Regions from separate parts of the Homo sapiens genome. Here region 1 is linked to region 2. The links are chromatin loops, found by intact Hi-C in ENCODE. Cell type or tissue: heart left ventricle. All regions are shown on one strand. Links, peaks and the distances in the headings refer to the core of each region. The heading gives the core; the rest is flanking DNA. Region 1 holds the start of LOC105370534 (a long non-coding RNA gene). Region 2 has its middle 37 kb from the start of PLEKHG3.

The links. Peaks named below come from ENCODE experiments on the same cell type or tissue, not always from the same donor. Only the 100,000 strongest peaks of a DNase experiment are listed, where the experiment ranks them.
Region 1: it touches region 2 in a loop (5-fold over the local background); 50 of 110 quality-filtered maps call a loop at or near these places.

What each region holds. Positions count from the first base shown.
Region 1 is chr14:64,896,286-64,908,687 of GRCh38, forward strand. It overlaps LOC105370534 (a long non-coding RNA gene), which reads right to left and starts at 5,843. Exons shown (of 3, transcript XR_943942.3): 1 at 5,787-5,843. In heart left ventricle, for the core only: no CTCF peak of the experiment used is centred there; no DNase peak of the experiment used is centred there.
Region 2 is chr14:64,661,530-64,673,931 of GRCh38, forward strand. No RefSeq gene overlaps it. Among named protein-coding and RNA genes, the nearest start is that of PLEKHG3, 37 kb to the right of the region's middle. In heart left ventricle, for the core only: no CTCF peak of the experiment used is centred there; no DNase peak of the experiment used is centred there.

The DNA of each region.
Region 1 (12,402 bases), core at 4,966-7,465, 230 kb after region 2:
GCCGGGCAGAGGCTGCAATCTCGGCTCTTTGGGAGGCCAAGGCAGGCGGCTGGGAGGTGGTTGTAGCGAGCCGAGATCACGCCACTGCACTCCAGCCTGGGCACCATTGAGCACTGAGTGAACGAGACTCCATCTGCAATCCCAGCACCTCGGGAGGCCGAGGCTGGCGGATCACTCGCGGTTAGGAGCTGGAGACCAGCCCGGCCAACACAGCGAAACCCCATCTCCACCAAAAAAAAACGAAAACCAGTCAGGCGTGGCGGCGCGCGCCTGCAATCGCAGGCACTCGGCAGGCTGAGGCAGGAGAATCAGGCAGGGAGGTTGCAGTGAGCCGAGATGGCAGCAGTACCGTCCAGCTTTGGCTCGGCATGAGAGGGAGAGGGAGACGGGAGAGGGAGAGGGAGACGGGAGAGGGAGAGGGAGACGGGAGAGGGAGAGGGAGACGGGAGAGGGAGAGGGAGACGGGAGAGGGAGAGGGAGACGGGAGAGGGAGAGGGAGACGGGAGAGGGAGAGGGAGACGGGAGAGGGAGAGGGACAAGAATTTTCATAGTGGGAATCTGGATAAAAATCTCCTGTGAAAATAGCAGAGGCCTCCAAAAGAAGGCGTGAAAAGGAAGATGTATGTGGCAGATGGTGAGGTCTTTGTACATCATGTGTGTGATCTCATTATTTTGTTCTTCAATTAAGCTGAAGGCAAGACTGGTAGCAAAGTGGGGACAAGGTAGAGGTTTGGAAGTAGCATCAGGAACTATCCTAAATGATTCTTTGACTGGTTCTGTTGTCTATGAAACAACTACTGGTACTTTAAAAAATTCCTTTGCAAGTAATGAGTTAGGACAAAGTAAAAACATTGCTGTAGAAGTAGTGATTCATAAGAATGGTTCTTACTCTTTCTGGGTAACAAACTCCTGTATGTAATGAAAGCTATGCACCCTCTCTACAGAGAAAAATATACATTTATACACAAATACTTAATTTTATATATAGTTCCATCCTGGTTTAAGAACACTTGATTTATAAAATAATCTTCTGTAAGTAGAGTTATGATTAAAATTATTATTTTAAAAGATTTAGTAAGAGTTTATATTTGTAAATCTTTCAATTGAGCATTCCATAAACTAGATTAAACAGTAAAAACTGCCTGTCTTCTAGCTACCTAAAATGCAACAAATAATGTTTGTATAGCCATATAAGGACATACATGTGTTACATCAAAGAAAAAAAAAAGCATGTGTCTTGATAGGAAAGGATAAGAACATCTTGAGAAATGGTAAGCAATGGCAGAGTTATTTAAGGGCAACCCACAACCTCTTTTCAATATAGTCAGGAAATTTTAGAAAAATTATTGAATGCCCCATGTGCAAGGCGGAGATCGGAGATGAGGACCATATGGTCTTTGTCCTCAGGCTGCATTCACTCTAGTGGGGTGGAGATAGGAGAAGGAAACAAATGATTCTAATATAAGGCAGCATTTGTTAAATGCCATATAAAAATTACAAAGCAAATTCTGGGGAGAGGGTTCAGACAGCAAGATCACACTTAACAGGAAATGAAAAATGAAGGCCAGGCATGGCGGCTTATGCCTGTAATCCCACTACTTTGGGAGGCTGAGGCAGAAGGATTGCTTGAGTCCAGAAGTTTGAGGCAACATATTGAAACCCTGTCTCTAAGAAACAGCAACAACAAAAAATTAGCCAGGCATGGTGGTGCATGCCTGTAGTCCCGGCTACTCAGGGGGCTGAGGTGGGAGGATCACTTAAGGCTGGAAGGTTGAGGCTGCAGTGAGCCAGGTTCATGCTACTGCATTGCAGCCTGAGTGACTGTCTCAAAAAAAAGAGACCCTGTCTCAAAAAACAAGCAAAAATGACCCTCACACCTTCTTTTTCCCGCTTTTGTGTGTAAATTACTTGTTGTTTTTTAATAGGAAAATGTCATATGGCCACTCCAAATAGAAGGACTAGGTGACACATTTTTATGCCTGTAAATCAGTTTATATATATGGAAAGTATAGAAATTAAGACAGAAGAGGTGAACCACGGCCACATTGTGGCTGGCTTTAACAGTCAGGTAGAGGAACCTGTGCCTAATTCAGTTGACAATGGTAATTCGTTGAAGGCTTTTATCAAGGCACAGATAGGATCAGTACTGTGCTTTAGGAAAATTAAGCTAGCAGCAGTATGTAGGATGGCTAGAGTGAAGAGAGATAGGAGACAGACTATTATAGTCATCAAGGGGAGAAGTAACCGGGGCCTGAACGATGGTGGCTGGGAAAGTGGAAAGCATGAGGATGTCAGGCTGGGGAATCTGTAGGCCACTGAAGGTTTTTAAACTGGGGAGTGCACTGGGGGCTTTAGAAAACTCTCGAAAAAAAACAAACAGGCTGGGTGCAGTGGCTTATCATGTCTGTAATCCCAGCACTTTGGGAGGCTAAGCCAGGAGGATTGTTTAATCCCGGAGTTTGAGGCTGCAGTGAGCTATGATGACACCACTGCACTCCAGACTGGGTGATAGAGCAAGACCCTGTCTCTAAAAACAAGCAAACAAAAAACAAGCAAGCAAAAAATCTTCTTCAGTATTTTAGAGATATCCTCTTCTAACCTAAATTTCTGCCTGAATAGAAAAGGGCCCCAGCTACATGAAGGAGATTAAGTCCATTTTAATCTTTTGATAAGTAACTATTGAATCCTTTATCAGATCTTGTCCTATCTGTATTTTCTTCTTCCCTTGATGTAGTAAACTTCTTGCATAGAATTCAGAGGAAAAAGGTACTGCGAGCAATTTGAAAAATCAGAATTTATTCTAAGCAAATAAAGGGCTATCTATAGTCCAACATGTAACATAAACTCCTTATCATATATATTTTTAAAAATCCTTCCTTGGCCAAGAGTAGTGGCTCACACTTGTAATCCCAGCACTTTGGAAGGCTGAGGCAGGAGGATCACTTGAACCCAGGAGTTTAAGACCAGCCTGAGCAACATGGCAAGACTGTCTCTAAAAAAATTTTTTTTAATTAGCTGGGCATGGTGGCACACACCTGTAGTCCCAGCTACATGGGAGGCTGAGGTTAGAGGATCGCTGGGGCCCAGGAGGTTGAGGCTGCAGTGAGCCTTGGTGGTGCCACTGCACTCCAGCCTGGGTGACAGAGCAAGACCCAGTCTCAGGAAAAGGAAAAAAAATTCTTTCTTAGTAGTGGCTATTCCTTGAACTTTCATCCCATTTTTCTCTTCTTTTACTGCCAAATTTCTCACAAAATCAGCCTTCATTCATTATCTACCTTGACTTGCCACCTACTCATCCCTCACCCTTAAAACATGGAGCACATCTATAAAACCACAATAAAATCATACCCTCTAAAGTCCACAGCGTCATCCTCACCACCAAAAACTATTAATTTTCTCAATTTTCATCTTCTTTGACCTCCTTCCGGCATTTGGCCCTGTAGACCAACCTCTCCAGCTTGAAATGTTCTTTTCCTTTTGCCGTCTTGACGTACCACACTGTCTTTTTACTTCCACCTCTGGGATCTCTTCTGCTATGTTTCCAACCTATATTCCTATCTACTCTACCAATAAAATTGCAACCCAAGTGATAATCTTGGGCTGTCTGCCACTTATGATCTTGAAGGAAAACACTTTTTCATTCAATTATTCAATGCTCCACAGAATTCCTAAATCCACATCTCTAGTCATGATCTCCTGTCTCAGCTGCAACTTAATATTTCCTACTGGATATTTCCAAATGGATGTCTGAAACTCATCTTGTCTAGAACAGAGCTTATCTTTCCCCTCAAAGTTAAGTCCTCCCTCCTCTCAACTTCTCCACATTCATCAATGATACCATCATTTTCTCAGTGACTCAGGTTTGAAATCTTGAGTCCTTCTTGACTGTTCCCTCTTCTTGCATTGTTGGCCAGTTACCAAACTCTTATCAATCCTGCCTTTGCAAATTCTCTCAAGTCTCTTTTCCTTTCCCTTTCCCACTGCCACTACTGTAGCTCAGACTCATCATTTCTCTCCTATGCATTCCCAATAGTTTTGAAACTAGTTCTTCTCCTTCGTCTTCCTTTTCCTTTTAATACATTCAACAGTTTCATTGGGAATATTATTCTTTTAAAAATATATTGTTGTAGGTATCATTTCCTTATTCAAAACTCTTCAGTTAGATTCCTATCACCTATAGGATGAAAGTTACATATCTTAACCTGGCATTTAATATCCTCCACTATCTGCTTCTTACTTCTTTTTATTCTTTAAAAAAATTTTTTTAATTGAGATGGGGACTTGCTCTGTCACCCAGGCTGGAATGCAGTAGCGTGATCTTAGCTCACTGCAGCCTCAACCTCTTGGGGTCAAGTGATCCTTCTGCCTCAGCCTCCCAAGTAGCTGGGACTACAGGCATGCACCACCACAACCAGCTAATACTTATTTCTATTCTTACCTCACACAAATCCTTTACACAAATTCTCTTCTCCAGCTAATTTTCCAATTGCTCCCAAATATGACATACCCTTAGAGCTGACACTTGCACATTCCAGAGGACACTATTCACAGAGAATATAATGTGAACAGTGTCCCCTGGAGTAGTGCAGTGACTGTACTTTATTCCCATGTTCCTTTTGGTGCCTTTGTTCTTTTTTTTTTTTTTTTTTTTTTTGAGATGGTGTCTCACTCTGTTGCCCAGGCTGGAGTGCAGTGGCGCGATCTCAGCTCACCGCAACCTCTGCCTCCTGGGTTCAAGTGATTCTCCTGCCTCAGCCTCCTGAGTAGCTGGCTAATTTTTTTTTTTTTTTTTTTTTTTTTTGGTAGAGATGGGATTTCACTATGTTGGCTAGGCTGGTCTTAAACTCCTCACCTCAGGTGATCTGCCCGCCTCAGCCTCCCAAAGTGCTGAGATTACAAGCATAAGCCACCACGCCTGGCTGGTGCTTTTGTTCTTGGTCTTCTTCGTATAGACTACTTGCCCCTTGCCTCTGCCCTAACTCTTCCTTCAAGGCCCAGCTCAAGTTCTACGAGTTCCATGAACTCACCACCCACTGCCCCAGCCATTGATAATCACCCCCTCCTCTTGATTCCTAGATTAGTGGTCTGTACGTATGGTGACCATATAATTTATCATCCAGATTGTATATTTGCTTGTTAAAAGGGTCACAATTACTCTGAAACCACAGGTATGAACTGGGACTGTCCAGGACAAGCTGGGCCATATGGTCAACCTACTTATATATTACCCTTTGGCACTTGGTATGTGTTATCTGGTAGTTTTTATTTGTTTGTTAAAATGTATGTATGTATTTAAATGCATATATCTAATCTCCTCAAGATAGTAAATCATCCGAGTATAAATTATGTATTCTCTCTGTGTGTTCTCCTGGTGCCTGGCCAGCGTCTTACACATAATATACACTAAAAGTTGTTTGTTCATCATGATGATGTCTTTACTCTGTTGTTTAGGAATGAAACATGGGTTAGGAATAAACCTTCAAATCAGAAAATTCACTACCCAATTTTCCTTCTGGCAAAAAGACAAAAACCTCTATGTCCCCAGAAACAGATAGTGACATCAAAAAATGTCCTCAAGATTTTGCTGAGGACTGGATTGAGGCCTCTGGCACAAGGCTCTGCCCTGTTGCCTTGTTGCTGAATAATGTCATTCGTCTGTATCTTGACGCATCCTCTTTGCATTGCTTTGTCACACAGCAGAAAGATAACAGCCCCAACCAGAGGACTTACAGAAATCAAATCAAAATAAAATTATTTCTAAGGAAATGCTGTGGTGGTTAACTTACCTGAAACCAAATGCTTGGAAGTCTTGACTTGCTTGACTTATTTTGCTTAATTAACACCTGGCCCCAGTTCAGCATTATCCCTGCTCAACCACCAGGAACTAAAGAAAGAGAAGGAAGAAGATCTAAAAACCAAAAGAAAGACAGCAGTCATGAGAGCGAACGCTCTGAAAATGAACTAGAACACAAACTAAAAAACGAAAGACATGTGGGTAAGAGATAATTAGGACAGAATCATCTCTCAGGAGTAAACACTTAACAAAATAATGCAACAAAAGAGTAGCAGGTCAGAATCACATGGGCGTGTGAGTCGATGTTGAAAAGCCCCAGAAGGGAACACCATTTTGTTCAAACTACTGACAGCTTGGGCCTTTTTAAAATTCCTCCTACCAAATAGGTGATGATAGTAGCATTCATTGATTTGTACATGGATGATATAAGGATGTTTCCCTTTGACTACTCCTCTAAAATTTGGTTCTCAGAGAGAGATTTCACCTGTAAATGTCTGGTCTAGCATTTTTGCTTGTATCTGCGAGAGTCTCCGAGCCCCTCATAACATCAGTAGTCTTAATACGCACAATAATCTGTCTAGAGATTCTCTAAATATTCTCAAGTTTGATAAAGAGCTTCTTAGAGTCTGAGCAACGTAATGAGAACTTGTCTCTACTAAAAACAACAACAACAACAACAACAACAACAATTAGCCAGGCAAAGTGGTGTGCACCTGTAATCCTAGCTACTCAGGAGGCTAAGGCTGGAGGATGGCTTGAGCCCGGGAGGCAGAAGTTGCAGTGTGCCGAGATCACGCCACTGCACTCCAGTTTGGGCAACAGTGAGGGAACATCACACACACACACACACACACACACACACACACACACACATACGGCTCATTAGAAAAGATAAAAGATGGCCAGGTGCGGTGGCTCACATCTGTAATCCTAGCACTTTAGGAGACTGAGGCGGGCGAATCACCTGAGGTCAGGAGTTCGAGACCAGCCTGGCCAACATGGCAAAACCCTGTCTCTACTAAAAATACAAAAATTAGCTGGGCGTGGTGGCCCACATCTATAATCCCAGCTACTTGGGAGGCTGAGGCAGGAGAATTGCTTGAACCTGGGAGGCAGAGGTTGCAATAAGCCGAGATCATGCCACTGCACTCCAGCCTGAGCAAAAGAGTGAAACTCCATCTCAAAAAAAAAAAAAAAAAAAAAAAGATAAAAGATGACTCTTAACACTTCCTTCTACTTATGATCTTTTAATACCTGGACTTCTCTGGAATTATTGGATATATTGACCTCTTGGAGTTCCCAGTTCTTCCTTTGGTTCTTTTTAACTTGAATGAAGTCATCACTTGCCTTGGAAGATTGAAGTCAGGAATAGGCAACTTAAATAGTAGATGTGCCACGAAAGTGTATTTTCTATCTCATTTGTCCTATCATTCCGCTTCCTTTTCCCTTTATCTCTCATTCCCTTCTTTCTACTTGTGATTTTCTTTCACCCTTTCCCTCTACTCCCAATCTTTCCTTGAGTATAGTTAGAGCCCTTGGTGGCAGGTAGGGTCGAACAGTGTTGATTTAAGCATTGATCTTAGATGCAAAGGAGTATATTAAGTGACTTCTTAAGACTTTTCTTAACTCTGGGATTCGGTTGCAGTTAATTACCATCCCTTGATTACTAGCCACTTGTTCTTACATCTTTATTAGGTCCATTGGAATCATCTTCATCATAGCTAACATTTATGGAATACTTAATACATATGTCAGACCGTGTGTAATGTGGATTCTCTCCTTTAATTCTCACAGCAACTCCATGAAGAAGGTGCATTCCCATTTTGCAAATGAGGGAAAGGGAACAGAGAAGTTAGTACCTTTCCCACAGTGTTTCATCACGGCTAATAAGTCACAGAGCCGGGCTGCGAGTCCACATTTGTATGTCTCCATACCACCACTTTGGTAGAAAATGTGATCCTGGTATATGGTAGGAAGAAGCTTGAGCAATTTAAAATCCATTATACAACCTTCATAAGCGCTGGGCCGAGGCATAACTATGAAGCCAATATCCCCTGACTAAAGGGTCAAAACTTTATCCTCTTCATGAAAGGATGTGACATTACTTAGATCAATGCAACCTCCCCTATGTACCACCCCTTACAAACTTGTTTCTCAGCATTTCTGCACTTTTGCACATGTTGGTCCTTGTGTCGGGGGAACACCCTGCCCAACATTCCCTAATGTCTAAGCTTAAAGAGTCTGCGGAGGGATCAACACTTCTGGAAAATCATTGCTGAGACTGTGTCCTCTCCTCTCTCTGACCTCTCCCAGGCTGCCCTTTATCTGGGCCCCAGGAGCATCCCGAAGAGCAGTTATTACACTGTATTGTGATCACTGGTTTTTCTTGCCTTGCCCCCTGACTGTGAAAGGTGGGCATGAGGCAGATACCCCAAACATTATATGAGTGAAATTGAATTCCTGAGCTTTAATATCATCATATTACTTCTTCCAGGTATATTTACATTTTGAGCACCATTCTGAATTTTGAAATGAAATGCTCTCTGATGTAGACACCTTGCCTGTGAAGGGTCACTACCTTCCTTCAGCCCAAGTTGACAAAAACCAGTATGTATGTATGTATGTATGTATGTATGTATGTATGTATGTATGTATTTAGAGGCAAGGTCTCTGTTTTCCAGGCTGGAGTGCAATGGTGCAATCAAAGCTCGCTGCAGTATCGACCTCCAAGGCTCAAGTGATCCTCCCACCTCAGCCTCCCAAGTAGCTGGGATTACAGGCACACGCCCCCACACCCACCGCCCAGTTAATTTTTGTATTTTTTGTAAAGACGGAGTCTTGCCATGTTGCCCAGGCTAGTCCTGAACTTCTGAGCTCAAGTGATCCTCCTGCCTTGGCCTCCCAAAATGCTGGGATTACAGGCATGAGCCATCACACCCAGCTGGATCCAATTATTTATAAAAGAGATACATAAAATAGTGTATAGAACCAATTGAAGGCCGGGTGTGATGGCTCACACCTGTAATCCCAACACTTTGGGAGGCTGAGGCAGGTGGATCACCTGAGGTCAGGAGTTCAAGACCAGCCTGACCACCATGGTGAAACCCCATCTCTACTAAATGTAAAAAATTAGACCGGTGTGGTGGCACATGCCTGTAATCCTAGCTACTTGGGAGGCTGAGGCAGGAGAATCGCTTGAACCTGGGAAGCAGAGGTTGCAGTGAGCCGAGATTGCGCCATTGGACTCCAGCCTGAGCAACAAGAGTGAAACTCCGTCTCAAAAAAAAAAAAAAAAAAGAACCAATTGAAGTCAGGAGGCTGTTGCTAAACTTCCAGGAATGAAGTAACAAACTGCTAAGTTTATAGGTCATTTCCTAGAGAACAAGGAGGTGTTAAATTGGATGATATTAGGGCATGTCCTTCTTGTTGAGTCATCCATGTCTTAGGCAGAATCTTTCCTCTGGTGGGCACAGAATGAAGACATGATTTAGCAATTAATTTATTGGTAATTTATTAGAACAAAAGGTATTATTCTCTAACCAAAACTCTCCTAATTTTTGTTTGTTTGTTTTCTTTCTCAAATTTCAAAACCATTGAAAGCAAAGACCTGGAGTGAACAGAGCAAAATCCAGATGAGACAGGTGGAATGGTAACTGCCTTTGGCTATGGAATTTGGAGTAAGGTGGTGGGAAGGGTGAAACTGTGTGTTCAGCTTTTGTAATCAATCAAAAAACACTTACTGAGCACTTATGTGTCAGGTATAATGCTAAATCCTGGGAAACAAGCATGATTCTCAAGTTTGCAGTCAAGAGCTGACTGCGCATACTATAATAGGGGAATTAATAAACTGTTATTGTAGGTACTTGGAAAGGGATACTAATAGGCAATCTTTATGGAGGAGGTGATGTTTGAGCCATGTCTGAGAACCTGAATATGAATTCAATAAGGAGACAAAGGGCTATTCTGGGCAGAAGGAGCAGCACACAAAAAGCTAGAAAGAGGACTTTGGTGTGGTGAGGGCCATGAGGAATTGGTGAGGTTAGAAACAGGAAATGTGGGATGACAGCAGGAAGGGAGGTAGGGAGCAGCAGGACACGGGGCTACAGAAGTAGACTGGGCCAACTTTTAAAAAGTCGTGGGTGCTGTAGGAAGGAATTTGGTCTTTATCCTGAGGGCAATAGGGAATCATGGAGCTTTTAAAGCAGTGACATACTGAGATTTATGATAATTGTTACGTTCTTGGCGCTGTCTACTGTAGTTGCTTAATAATATACCTCAGTTCTCTCAAACCTTGCTATGCACTTTCTTATTAGTTCTTTTTTTTTTGAGACGGAGCCTCGCTGTCTCGCCCAGGCTGGAGCAATGGCACAATGTCGGCTCACTGCAACTTCCACCTACCAGGTTCAAGTGATTCTCCTGCCTCAGCCTCCTGAGTAGCTGGGATTACAGGCACACGCCACCATGCCCTGCTAATTTTTTGTATTTTTAGTAGAGATAGGGTTTCACCATATTGGCCAGGCTGGTCTCGATCTCCTGACCTCAAGTGATCTGTTAGCCTTGGCCTCTCAAAGCGCTGGGATTACAGGCATGAGCCACCACTCCCAGCCCTCTCATTAGTTCTCAAAGAGGATATTGTAAAGAGAAAAAAGTACAAAGAACTAGAAGGGTTGGGAATCTGTGATTAGGTAGAAACCAAAGTAGCACTTACAAGGAAGGCTCCCTTTCTCTTTGTGCCTTGAGGTAACTTTCCAAATCCACTTCCTGGAGGAGCCTGGCCTTTCTCCTTCTCCATCTCCCGTGGTTTCCCTCCCTAACACGACCCTTTTACCACGGCATCCTCTCCAACACAACATGCTCACTCAGTTTTTCCAGTTACACACAAATCACCTTGTACAAATTTGTTAAAGTACACAGTCTCATATTATCCACTTCAGCAGACACACATTCACACATCGGGCAGTTTGAGTTATTGCCAGTCCTCTTCCTTAATTTATTATCCTCCCTTCTACCACCTCAGGCTTAAGGCCAGAGTTACTTTTCTTAAAACCCTTAAGTCATATGTAGAAACACATATACCGAAAACATTTGTGTATCATTTTATAAAGCAAGCCAATGAGGTAGGTATATTTATTATTGTCATTATTTTACAGATGAGAAAATTGAAGACCAGCCAATAAGCAACTTGTTTAGGGTCCTTGAATTATTAAGTTACAATGAGGACTAAAATCTAATGTTTTAACTGTAAATCACCATGTTATTTTCCAAATATTCCTTGCAGCTTCTATATACCCCTTCTCTATTCCAAGTCAAAACTACTCTTTTCAACACTACCCAAGTTTTTTGATTTCTATGGATTTTGTGCCTGGGTTACCTTGAAGTAAACCCTCCATCTGCTAGCCATTCTCCAGGACAAAACAGAAGTCTCTTGACTTCCCTTTCCTCACTTCCCCGGTTTCTCTAAAAATTCCAAACTCCTTTACCTCTCAGAGTCCATATAGGTGAAAGAGAATAAAAGTCTGCTCTAAGTCTTACTATGTCCTTGAGGCACACATTGCGGGGGAAAAAACCCACAATAAAATATCTGAAACCCAATTGCATTTTGATTATTAAATTCCTTCTGGCTAGTTGTGGTGACTCATGCCTGTAATCCCAACACTGTGGGAGGCTGAGGCAGGAGGGTTGCTTGAGCCCAGGAGTTCGAGACCAGCCTGGACAACACAGTGAGACTCATCTCTATATACATACATACATACATAAAATATTAAAAAATCCACCCCAATCCATGCAAGATTTGAGAGAGAATATTTCCCCAGAAGCTACCATTTAAGAGATTTCGACATACCTGGTGAAAACTTTATATGGAAATGATAATCTGTATTTGAAAAAAAGTGAGGAGAGCAAAAAAAACAGAATCAGAGGGAAATAATGGCTATTCCCTTGCTTTTAAGTGTTATATGTTTGAAAAAATGGATATGTTATTTGTAAATTTATGTTTAGTAACTAGCGGTAAACTTGAAATACTAGAATACATTATAAGTCTTAATCCTAGGTAGTCTTAAGAAAATGAATCTCTTTTAACTATCATCTTTTGAACCTATATTCACATTGGTTTTTAAGATTTTTATTTATTTATTTATTTATTTATTTTGAGACCGAAGTCTCGCACTGTCGCCCAGGCTGGAGTGCAGTGGCGTGATCTCCGCTCACTCCAGGGTCGGCCTCCCGGGTTCACGCCATTCTCCTGCCTCAGCCTCTTGAGTAGCTGGGACTACAGGCGCTCGCCACCACGCCCGGCTAAGTTTTTTTTTTTTTTTTTTTTTTAGTAGAGATGGGGTTTCACCGTGTTAGCCAGGATGGTCTCAATCTCATGACCTCGTGATCCACCCACCTTGGCGCTTCCCAAAGTGCTGGGATTACAGGCGTGAGCCACTGCACCCTGCTGGTTTTTAAGATATTTTAAGTTACATTTTTTCCTCTTTGTTTTTCAGAGCTACTTCTTATTTGGGGGCTACTTTTTAATACTGAGGTGTAATTCACAAGGGGCTGCATTTTTTGATAAGGCTTCTTATAAATATTGCTGAATGTTTTGCTCTAATCTTCTAAGCAGG
Region 2 (12,402 bases), core at 4,940-7,439:
AAAAAAAAGAAAAAGAAAAAAAAAAACACCTACAAATTTCTAAAACACATCCCAGTGGGCAGTAGTCTATCTGGCGAGAACCACTGCTGTAATGGAGGAGAGCAGAGAAATTCCAAAGATTCCTGTGGAGAAAACAGAGAAGGTCTGACGAGTATAGAAATGAATTAACCAACGACGAAATGATGTGTGCAAGACAAAAAGCCCATGCTACCTGTAATAGGTAGGATCGCTGTGTGTGGAGGAGAAAGGGGGTCTACCACCCCAAAGACCTCAGCTGAGGCCCCAGTTCCTCTAGGAATCCAGCACCTGTCAGGGTCAGTCAAAGGTGAGCCCTTTTTAACACGTCTGTAGTCATCTGCATCACGGGGCTCTCAGCTGCTAGGGTGTTTCCCACGCCAAAGGTGATGCATGGAAAAAGGAACTTGAGTGCCCTATGGTGTTCCCATTTTAATCATTGCACCCCAATAGTTGGGCCTCTCCTTAGAGATGAAAGATAAATCTCAGGCTTTACTGGGGCTATTCAATAAAAACTAGAACCTTCAAGGTGCTCTTTCTCTCTTTTTTTTTTTTTTTTTTTGAGACAGAGTCTCGCTCTGTTGCCCAGGTTGGAGTGCAGTGGCGTGATCTCGGCTCATTGTAGTCTCCGCCTCCCAGGTTCAAGCAATTCTCGTGACTCAGCCTCCTGAGTAGCTGGGACTACAGGCGCACACTGCCATGCCTGGCTAATTTTCCGTATTTTTAGTAGAGACAGGGTTTCACCATGCTGGCCAGGATGGTCTTGATCTTCTGACCTCGTGATCCACCTGCCTCGGCCTCCCAAAGTGCTGGAATTACAGGTGTGAGCCACTGTGCCCAGCTGCTTTTTTTTTTTCTTTTAAACAAAGCCTTATTCAGGAACCTGAATTTCAGACCCAATATATCTTTTATTTTATTTATTTATTTATTTTATTTTATTTAATTTTTTTGAGACGGGGTCTTGTTCTGTCACCCAGGCTGGAGTGCAGTGGTGCGATCTCGGCTCACTGCAACCTCTGCCTCCTGGGTTCAAGTAATTCTCCCATCTTAGCCTCCTGAGTAGCTAGGACTACAGGCGCATGCCACCATGCCTGGCTAATTTTTGTATTTTTAGTAGAGATGGGGTTTCACCGTATTTGTCAGGCTGCCTCAAACTCCTGACCTTAGGTGATCCACCCACCTCGGCTTCCCAAAGTGCTGGGATTAGAGGCATGACCCACTGGGCCCAGCCCAGACCCACTATATCTTTTAAAGTCCTGCCCCTGGGCCTTTGCATCTGTCACCTGCCCTGTCTAGAATGCCATCCCCGCTGCTGGAAGCCTGTCTAAAGCCTGCCCATCCTCAGCCCCTCTTCCATCATGAAGCCTGGAGCACCCAGCCCGGCCTAAGGAGAATTCTCTTCTCCCCAACATAACTCTGTCCCTTATGCTGGGACACAGACCCTTGAGTGCTGCAGGTCCCACAGGCTACCTTTGTGCAATATTCTTCTCCTCCCTTGATGTTTTCTTAAGGACAGGGATGGATGGGGCTGGATGCCTTTGTGTTTCTACGTACCTCCCCACAGCACCCAGCCTGGTGCCTTAATCAAAGTAGAAGTACTTTAGATTAATTCAACAGGAATGAAACTTTACAAAATCTGCCATTTGAAATATGGCAGTTGTAACCTCCTGAGGTCAAAGTGAACCTTCCCATCACTGGGCATTAATGACTAACATTTTCAGAGCTTCCCTCCTTCCCATGAGAGGCTGAACAATTAATTGCCACTTTAAACAATAGCGCATTCTTTTTTTTTTTTTTTACAGTAAACGTTGGGAACAGCTGCAAGGGAGGGAAGGCTGCAAAGGTCTGAGTCAGGAAGGCAAGAGGGCAGGTGGGGAAGGGAGTCAATTCTCCTTGGTCTTAAAGAGGCATGGCCCCGAATCCCTTTCAAGAAGGAAGAAGCCAGCCTGAGAGTTTCTTCAACTATGGTCATGTGTCGCTTAACAACGGGGATACATTCTGAGAAATGTGTCCCCCAAAAGGCGATTTTGTCCTTGTGTGAATATCATAGAGTGCACTTGCACAAACCTAGATGGCATAGCCTACTACTCACCTAGGCTCTATGGTGTAGCCTATTGCTCCTAGGCTCTAAACCTGCACAGCATGTTACTGTACTAAATACTGTAGGCCAGTGTAACACATTGGTAAGTATTTGTATATCTAAAAAAATCTAAACCGGCCTGGGCCCCATGGCTCACACCTGTAATCCCAGCACTTTGGGAGGCTGAGGCGGGCAGATCACCTGAGGTCAGGAGTTCAAGGCCAGCTTGGCCAACACGGTGAAACCCCGTCTCTACTAAAAATACAAAAATTAGCTGGGCGTAAGGCGCGCGCCTGTAATTGCAGCTTCTAGGGAGGCTGAGGCAGGAGAATTTCTTGAACCCAGGAGGCAGAGGTTGCAGTGAGCTGAGATCACGCCACTGCACCCCAGCCTGGGCAACAGAGTGAGACTCTGTCTCAAAAAAAAAAAAAATCCAAACCTAGAAAAGGTATAGGAAAATACAGCATGAAAGATAAAAAATGGTACACCTATATAGGGCACTTACCATAAATGGAGCTTGCAGGACTGGAGTTGCTATGGGTGAGTCAGTGAGTGCGTGGTGAGTGAATGTGAAGGCCCAGGACATTCCACTACTATAGACTTTTAAACACTGTACACTTAGGCTATACTAAATTTATATTAAAAATTTATTTCTTCAATAATAAATTAACCTTAGCATTCTGTGACTTTTTTACTTTATAAACTTTTTAATTTTTAAAAACTTTTGACTTTTGTAATAACAGCTTAAAATATGAACATATTGTACAGCTGCTTTTTTCTTTATATCTTAATTATAAAAATAGCTTTTTTCTATTTTTATAATTTTTTTTTACTTTAAAAATTTTTTGTTAAAAACAAAGACACACTCACCCACATAAGCCTAGGCCTGCCTAGGGTCAGGATCATCAGTATCACCATCTTCCACCTCCACATGTACCACTGGAAGGTCTTTAGGGGCAATAACATGCATGGAGCTGTCATCTCCTGTGATAACAGTGCCTTATTCTGGAATAGCTCCTGAAAAACCTGCCTGAGGCTATTTCAAAGTTAACTGGATTTTTTTTTTTTTTTTTTTTTGGAGCCGGAGTCTCATTCTGTTGCCCAGGCTGGAGTGCAGTGGTGTGATCTCGGCTCACTGCAACCTCTGCCTCCCAGGTTCAAGCAATTCTCCTGCCTCAGCCGAGTAGCTGGGACTACAGGCACCTGCCACCATGCCTGGCTAATTTTTGTAATTTTTTAGTAGAGATGGGGGTTTCACCAAGTTGGCCAGGCTGGTCTCGAACTCCTGATCTCGTGATCCGCCTGCCTCAGCCTCCTAAAGTGCTGGGATTACAGGCGTGAGCCACCATGCCCGGCCAAAATATGTTTTTTATAAGTAGGAGTACACTTTAAAATAATGATAAAAAGTATGGAATAATAAATACATTAACCGGTACCATAGCTGTTTATCATTACCCAGTAGTATGTACTGTAAATAATTGCATGTGCTGTACTTTCATACGACTGGCAGTGCAATAGGTTCGTTTATGCCAGCATCACCACAAATATAAGCAACGTGTTGCACTAAGATGTTATGATGTCGCTAGGCAATAGAAATTCTTTGGCTCCATCATAATACTGTCATGTAGGCGGTCCATTATTGACCAAAATGTTGCTATTTGGCCCATGACTGTACTTAAAGAGAGTCATCCAAAATTATTATTTTCCTCAAACTTTATGACCTACTCACATTTCCATGCCTAAATTGTCAGTAAATTATTTCAAAGACCACCAGAGCCCCTGTATGTAGTTTCTCTGCCCATAAATGGTAAGAACTTTCAGAAATCCACTAAATTACCAGTACTTCATTTTAGTTTATTGGAGTGTGTGTTTTTATACCACAGGGCCTGGATTCTGTGCTTTCAGAGTATCTTTGCTCTTGTTCTGTGACCTTGTCTATACCCTCAGCAAACCCAGAAGCTCCATAAGACCCAGCAATTGCACTTCTAGGTGTATATCCGGAAGAATTGAAAGCACGTGTTCACTCAAAAATATGCACGTGAATATTCATCTTAGCATTGCTCATAATAGCCCCAAATGGAAACAACCCAAAGTGTCCATCAACTCATGAATGGATAAATAAAATGTTATATATCCATACAATGGAATATTATTTGACAACAAAAAGGAATGAAGTGCTGACACGTGCAACAACATGGATGAACCTTGAAGACTTTAAGTGAGATAAGCCAGACACTATAGGTCACTTATCAGCCAGGTGCAGTGGCTCATGCCTGTAATCCCAACACTTTGGGAGGCGGAAGCAGGTGGATCACCTGAGGTCAGGAGTTCGAGACCAGCCTGGCCAACATGGTGAAACCCCATGTCTACTAAAAATACAAAAATTAGTCAGGCGTGGTGGCAGGTGCCTGTGATCCCAGCTACTCAGGAGGCTGAGGCAGGAGAATTGCTTGAACCCAGGAGGCGGAGATTGCAGTGAGCCAAGATTGTGCCACTGCACTCCAGCCTGGGCAACAGAGCCAGACTCCATCTCAAAAAAATAAAATAAAATAAAGGTAACTTATCACATGATTCCATTTACATGAAATGTTCAGAAAAGGCAAATCCATAAAGACAGAAAGTAGATTGATGGTTTACCAGAGACTAAGGGCAGGAGGTAATAGGGAGTAACTATAGTGGGTATGGGGTTTTGTTTTGTGATAACAGATATGCTTTGATATTAGAGAGTGGGGATGGTTGCACAAGACAGTGAATATATTAAAACACATAGGCCAGGTGCAGTGGCTCATGCCTGTAATCCCAGCACTTTGGGAGACCAAGGCAGGATGATTGCTTGAGCCCAGGTGTTGGAGACTAACCTAAGTAACAAAAAGTACCAGTCCATACAAAAAAACACACAAAAAAGTTAGCCAGGGGTGGTGGCATGCACCTATAGTCCCAGCTACTCAGGAGGCTGAAGTGGGAGAATCATCTGAGCCTGGGAAGTTGAGGCTGCAGTGAGCCATGATTGCATCACTGCACTACAGCCTGGAAGATAGAGTGAGACCCTGTCTAAACACACACACACACACACACACACACACACACACACACACACACATGCACGCACACACACAGAGAGAAAACTAATTGTAAACTTTAAAATGGTGACTTTTATGTTATGTATATTATACCTCAATTTTTAAAATACTGCCTTAAAAATATATTTATCGAGTGAGTGATTCATCACTGAAAAAGACAGAAACTCTGGGAGCTCTGGATCAACTCTGTAATTCTTCCTGGATGTTCCTGCTGGTTACAGTTCATGAAAAAAGATTGCATCTAAAGGTTGCAATGTTGGCACCCCGTGTGAGAAAAGGGTGTAGCTGTGATTTATCTGTGACTGGGTGTTGGTTGCCAGCACTCTGGCTGGATTGTGTCCATCATCCATTTTTATTAACTTCAAGAGAGGAAGTCTGTGTTAGTTCCTTTGTGTTGGCATAAAGGAATACCTGGGACTGTGTTATTTGTAAAGAAAAGAGGTAGCTGGGTATGGTGGCTCACACCTGTAATCCCAGCACTTTGGGAGGCTGAGGCAGGCAGATCACAAGGTCAGGAGTTCGAGACCAGCCCGGGCAATATGGTGAAACCGGTTTCTACTAAAAAATACAAAAATTAGCCAGGCATGGTGGTGGATGCCTGTAGTCCCAGCTACTCGGGAGGCTGAGGCAGGAGAATCTCTTGCACCCGGGAGGCGGAAGTTGCAGTGAGCCAAAACCATGCCACTGCACTCCAGCCTGGGCAATAGAGTGAGACTCTGTCTCAAAAAAAAAAAGAAAAGAGGTTTCTTTTGGCTCACGGTTTTGCAGGCTGTACAGGAAGCATGATGCTGGCATCTGCTTCTAGGGAGGGCCTCAAAAAGCTTACAGTCATGGATGGAAGGCAAAGGGGGAGGAGGCCTGTCACATGGTGAGAGAGGGAGCAAGGTGCGGGGCAGGTGCCACATTGTCTTAAACAATCACATCTTCTACAAACTCATAGAGTGAGGACTCATTACCATGGGGAGGGCACCAAGCCATTCATAAGGGATCTGCCCCCATGACCCAAACACCTCCTACTAGGCCCCACCTTCATCACTGGGATCACATTTCAATATGAGATTTGGAGGAGCCAAATATCCAAACCATATCCAAGCCAGAGAGGGAAACTGTGAACCTTTTGTGACAGGCTAACAGAAAAGTTCTGTATTTCAAGGCTAAGTACATCATCTTAATTATATGGTGATGGGGCAGATGGTGAATGCTTGGGTTAGAATTTTGATTTATTTTATCATAGGCTTTGGAAGTTTACATAAGAGGTAAAAGAAAACTTGTTGGTATTCTCTGGGACATGGTGTAGAACAGTCAAGAATCCCTCCCCCCAGGAAAGTGCTGTCTGTGGTTCATACCCTGCTAAGATGGGTGTAGAGCTGGTGCCAGGCACTCCTCTTGTGGATATACTCAGGGGCCCTGTCAGTTTGGTTGGACCAGCAACATTTTCAGGGTTTGTCCTTGCAATGCGTCTCTTCCGTGGGTGAATGAGAAGGTGAGGACTGATCTTTACCTCTTATGGAGAAGTAAAGAGATTCTGATAAAAACCTGTTTGGACTAGGGAGCAACCACTTCTGCAGGAGAGACAGTTACATCCAGGGCTGCCCTGATTCTTCACTCCCATCCCCAGGTCTGTGCCAGGGCCTCTCAGAAGACAAGAGTGACCCACAGTTACTTCCATTTTTTTGAGGTTCCTAGTATATTAAAATATGAAGAAATGCCAACACCCCCCACCAAAAGATGGTGAGAGCGGTGGTGTTTTTTGTTTGTGTGTTTGTTTGTTTGTTTGTTTTGAGACAGAATCTCACTCTGTCACCCAGGCTGGAGTGCAGTAGCGCGATCATGGTTCACTGAAGCCTCAACCTCCTGGGCTCAAGCAATCCTCCCACCTCAGCCTCCCAAGTAGCTGGAACCACAGGTGCATGCTACTGTGGTGTATTTTAAATGTTTACATTTGACAAATTAATACTTCTATCACAGAAAAAAATAGTAAAGGTAATGTGTTTTTGCATGATAATTCCAGGGTACATTTTAAATATTTTACAGTGCTCTACAGGCAGTGAGGAACACAAGTTGAGAGTTCTATCCTGAACATTGCTTCTTTCAGACCTGTCATCTGGAGCTAATGTCAAAAGCCAGAATGTGGGGCCCTTTGTTAATTGTGAGATGAGAGCCTGTGCCCCTCTATACCTTACCCTCACCCCTAAATAGGCCCACAGGCTCCCTTACACCTAACAGCTGCTGCTATTCTCTTGGGTTGGAGTGAGATGGTGGAGAATCAAAAGCTGTGTTTTAGTGCTGAAGCCAGTTCTTATTACAACTTTTCTCTGCAGTTTATAAACAATTTGCTCTTAAGATCTTAGCAGTCTTTCTGAACAATCCAGTATGTTTGTTTGCTGCTGCCCAGCAATGCCTGCATGTTTTTGTGGATTTTATTTTGTTTTTAAATTTTCTTCAAAAGCTGTAGTTTATTATAAGGGCAAAGGCAGCAATTATTGGCTCTCCAAATGCAGTCAATCTGAGTGTCAAGTAGATCCTTATTTCAGTCCTCATGGGTCTTGCTTGTTGACCTTGCTCCTGCAAGGAGTGTCTATGAGCTTGCCTTGGCCCTGGTCCTAGGCCCCTCTCTTTTTCTGTAACCTCAAACCCAGATGGCCATGCCCCTTGGATGATGTGGTAGTGGTACTATAAGCCCAAGGATCCACTAAAGGACTCATTTTGAGAAATTTGGCAAAAGAAGTTTGGCTCTATTAGGACATCTTTAAACAAGAGTGAGAGGACATGTGGCATCCTGGATGACTGCCAAGGTCGAGCTGGAGTTCTCTGGAGTGATTTGGGTGCTAAATCCTTGGGTGGGGTCCTGACTATGAACTGTTTCTTTATTTTCCAATTGTAACAGTCTCTGAAGGTAAAACTAGCATCAGCAGTATTAATCGTAATAACAATAGGAAATAGGCTGGGCGCAGTGGCTCATGCCCGTAATCCCAGCACTTTGGGAGGCCGAGGCAGGCGGATCACGAGGTCAGGAGATCGAGACCATCCTGGCTAACATGGTGAAACCCCGTATCTACTAAAAAATACAAAAAAATTAGCCGAGCGTGGTGGTAGGCGCCTGTAATCCCAGCTACTCGGGAGGCTGAGGCAGGAGAATGGCGTGAACCCAGGAGGTGGAGCTTGCAGTGAGCCGAGATCGCGCCACGACACTCTAGCCTGGGTGACAGGGCGAGACTCCGTCTCAAAAAAAAAAAAAAAAAAAAAAGGAAATATTTCAGCATACCTATTATGCACCAGGTATTAGTCTAGTCTCATTTAATCTTCACCATGACTCAGTGAGATACAAACTATTCTATTATACCTATATATTTTTAGAGATGAGGTCTCACTATGTTGCCCAAGCCGGAATGCAGTGGCAATTCATAGGCATGATTGTAGTGCACTACGGCCTCAAATTCCTGGGCTCAAGTCACCTTCCTCCCTCAGCCTCTTGCCAAGTCACTGAGAACACAGGTGCATGCCACCACACCCAGCTTTGGGTACTCTTTTTATGTCCATTCCACAGATGAAGAGACCAAGTTTAAAATGGATGACTTGCCTCAAATCACACAGCTATTGAGTAACAGAGCTAGGATTTAAAGGCTGGTTCATCTGACTCCACATTTCAGGAAGTCTTATTTGGGGGTTTCTAGAAATAAGAAGCCTTATTTGGGTTTCTAGAGAAATTTCTTTTTCCAAATCAACTTTATTTTCCCCAGACCCTTTTTGTGAACAGAGTTTACATCAATGAAAAGAAGGCTCCTACAGTGTGGCGTGAATGCCAGTGACGGGAACACCAAAAGCTCTGAACCTCAGGATCAGGGAGACCACAGCCTGCTCCTGGGATTGTCATGAGCCATTTGGCAGGAGGTGGATCTGCACAGTCATGGAGACCAGACTCCTAAGCAGGTCACCTAAGTAAGGTTTCCCTGTACGCTCTCCACAGGGCCTGGGAACTTCAGAATCTTGCCACAGGAGGAAGCTTGATGAGTATTCACCCTCTGATGTTGTAGACAAGGAAACTGAGGTCCAAGGAGATTAAGTAAAGTGCACCCTGTCTGCACGTCCAACATGGGTCTCCTGGCTCTCACACCATTTAGAGATGAGCCATTTTCTCAATAACAAAGGCAAGGCCCTGAGAGATAGTGTAATTGACCAAGCTTCTTCAGGACAGGGATGTGGACTCCACTCCCTTGGGGTCCAGCAAATGCCTTAGTAACAGTGGCTTGTGGATGGAAGGTGTTATTCAAGCCCTTGCTGGATGAATAAATTATATGCACCTGTTTCTCAAAGTTGCCTTAGTGAAAGAATCATTTGGGGCACATGTTAAAGATGAAAGTTCTAGTCTGAATACTAGACTAGAATGAGTCTATTCAGGACCCTGATAGAACAGTGTATATATATATATATATATATATATATATATATATATATATATACTTGTAAATATATATATATATATTTGCAAGCTGTATATATATATATATATATGCAAGCTGTATATATATATATATATATATGCAAGCTGTATATATATATATATGCAAGCTGTATATATATATATATATATGCAAGCTGTATATATATATATATGCAAGCTGTATATATATATATATGCAAGCTGTATATATATATGCAAGCTGTATATATATATGCAAGCTGTATATATATATATGCAAGCTGTATATATATATATGCAAGCTGTATATATATACACACACACACACACACACACACACACACACACACTATATATATATATATATCTCCACACACACTATATATATATATATATCCAGTATATATCCAGGCAGGACCCTGATACACTGTTCTCACTCTTGATCCAGATAATCCCTAACCCATTATCACCTCCCTTTCATGAACTGAAAGTAGTTTGTTTTTAGGTTTGGCTCTATTGCAGGGCTGGATCTATTGCGATTCTGAACACTCATTTTAACCATGACCTTCCTTACCTCCTCTAGGGGGCAGAAATGAACCACTTGTTCATTCTTTGGGGCTGAACTTTGCGACTTTCTCAGACTTTCATAAGAAAACAAATACCCAGAGGAGATCAGAAAGAAAGCAGATCTTATACATGCTTTTCTTACTAGGTTGAAATGCAGTTGCAATCTAGACTCCTCTAAGAGACAAAATACTGTTAGGCACTCTGGCGTTGAATTCAAGCTGACCCAAGTTCAAATCCAGAATCAAACAAGGGTTGGAGAATGCCTCCCATCTTTATGATCCTAGCAGGCTATTTAAATTAATGAAGCCTTAGTTTCTTGTTCTATAAAATTCTAATACAGTCAGCTTTCCATATCCACAGTTTCCACATCTGTGGATTCAACCAACCACAGATAGAAAATATTGAAAAAAACCCAACAATAAAAACAACAATACAACAAAAATAATACAGATAAAAACAATATAGTATAACAACCATTTGCATGGAATTTACATTGTATTAATATTTGACATGATAAGTTATCTAGAGATGATTTAAAGTATAGGAAAGTTGGCCAGGCACAGTGTCTCATATCTGTAATAACGGTACTTTGGGAGGCCAAGGCAGGAGGATCGCCTAAGGCCCCAGGAGTTTGAGATCAGCCTCGTAAACATTAGTAAGACCCTGTCTCTATAAGAACTTAAAAAAAAAATCAGCCTGGTGCTGTGGTGCACCTGTAGTCTCAGCTACTCAGGAGGCTGAGGCAGGAGGATTGCTTTAGCACAGGAGTTTGAGGCTGCAGTGAGCTATGATCATGACACTGCACTCCAGCCTGGGCGAAGGAGTAAGACTCTGTTACAAACAAACAAAGAAACAAAAAAGTATATGGAAGGATGTGCCTAGGTTATATGCAAATACTATACCATTTTATATCAGAAACTTGAGTATCCGTGGATTTTGGTATCCAAGGGGGTGCTGGAGCCAATCCCAGCAAGATACTGAGTGATGACTATAAATAATACCATCTTAACAGGATGGTTATGAACCTTATACTGCAACTGCTAAGAGAAAAAGTCAGCTGTTATTATTACCACAACTATTACTACTGCTTCCTATAAAGGCATGTGATTATTAACTCTGTTAGGAAGGTAGACTCCACTTTTTTAAATAGTTGGCTAAAGCTCTCTAAAGAGACATTCAGCCCACTCTTTTCTGGGTTCTGTACTAGGATGACATTTCACATCCTGGGAGCCAACAATGTGAATAACACAGAGGCTACATTAGACAGAAGGAAACGTGTTGGTTTCCTTAATAAAATCGAACTCATATTTCCTGAGATTGGCTCTGGCTGGCAGGAGACTCTCCACATGGGAAAAGCGGTTAGATCTCTTGGCTGTGTTTTGCCCTCCAAGGCTCACCTTTCCTGGGAGATTTCTCCCTCGTCTCACTGGTACCACCAATGGGTAAGGAAAGCCACACCTCACTCCACCCCACCCCTGGGGGGACTTCCCCTTCACTACCAACATCACGGAATCTGGCTTTGATTTGATTGAGGGTGGCAGTGAGTTTCTTTACCCAGAGACTTGGGGATTATCTTCTTTTTAGCTTCACCTGGAATAGCTTGCAATGTCGGGATCCTTGTTTCCTAAATTGAGATAATAAGAATGAAAATGATAGCAGTGGTTTCCATTTGTTGAGCACGTCTTCTGCGCGACGGCTTGCTCTCATTCCATCTGTACTACAACCCAGTGAATTTGTCCCCATGACGACTGTCATTGTAAAGATGGGGAAACAGAAGCACGAGGAGGAGGTTAGGTCACTTGCTCAAGGCCTCAGGGGTAGTCGGTGAAAGAGTTTAGGACGAGAACCCAGCAGTCTGAACTCACTTGGCTCTGAATGGAGGTGGATAACCACAGACACTGCCTTCCCACCCCTAGAGACACAGAGAGAGCTTCAGTTCCCTGGGTGTGACCCTTTGCTAAGGCACATGGTGGATGAAGAAGGTGTGTACAGCTCCTTTAGGGCAGTCAGCTTGCAAATGTCTGGCCTAGGTGAGAAGAGAGACACCTTTGAGGTCCTCCCACATCAGACAAATTGAGCCCTGCCCCTAAGCACAGATGCTGCTCCCTCTTGTCTTACCTTTTCACCTCCTTATTTATTTACCACTGTGAGGACAACACTCCACAGGGCATGTGAAGACACAGCCCCCGCCCTGGAGCCTCAGAATTTGTCACCGTCACTGGGAGTTGAGGAAATTGCAG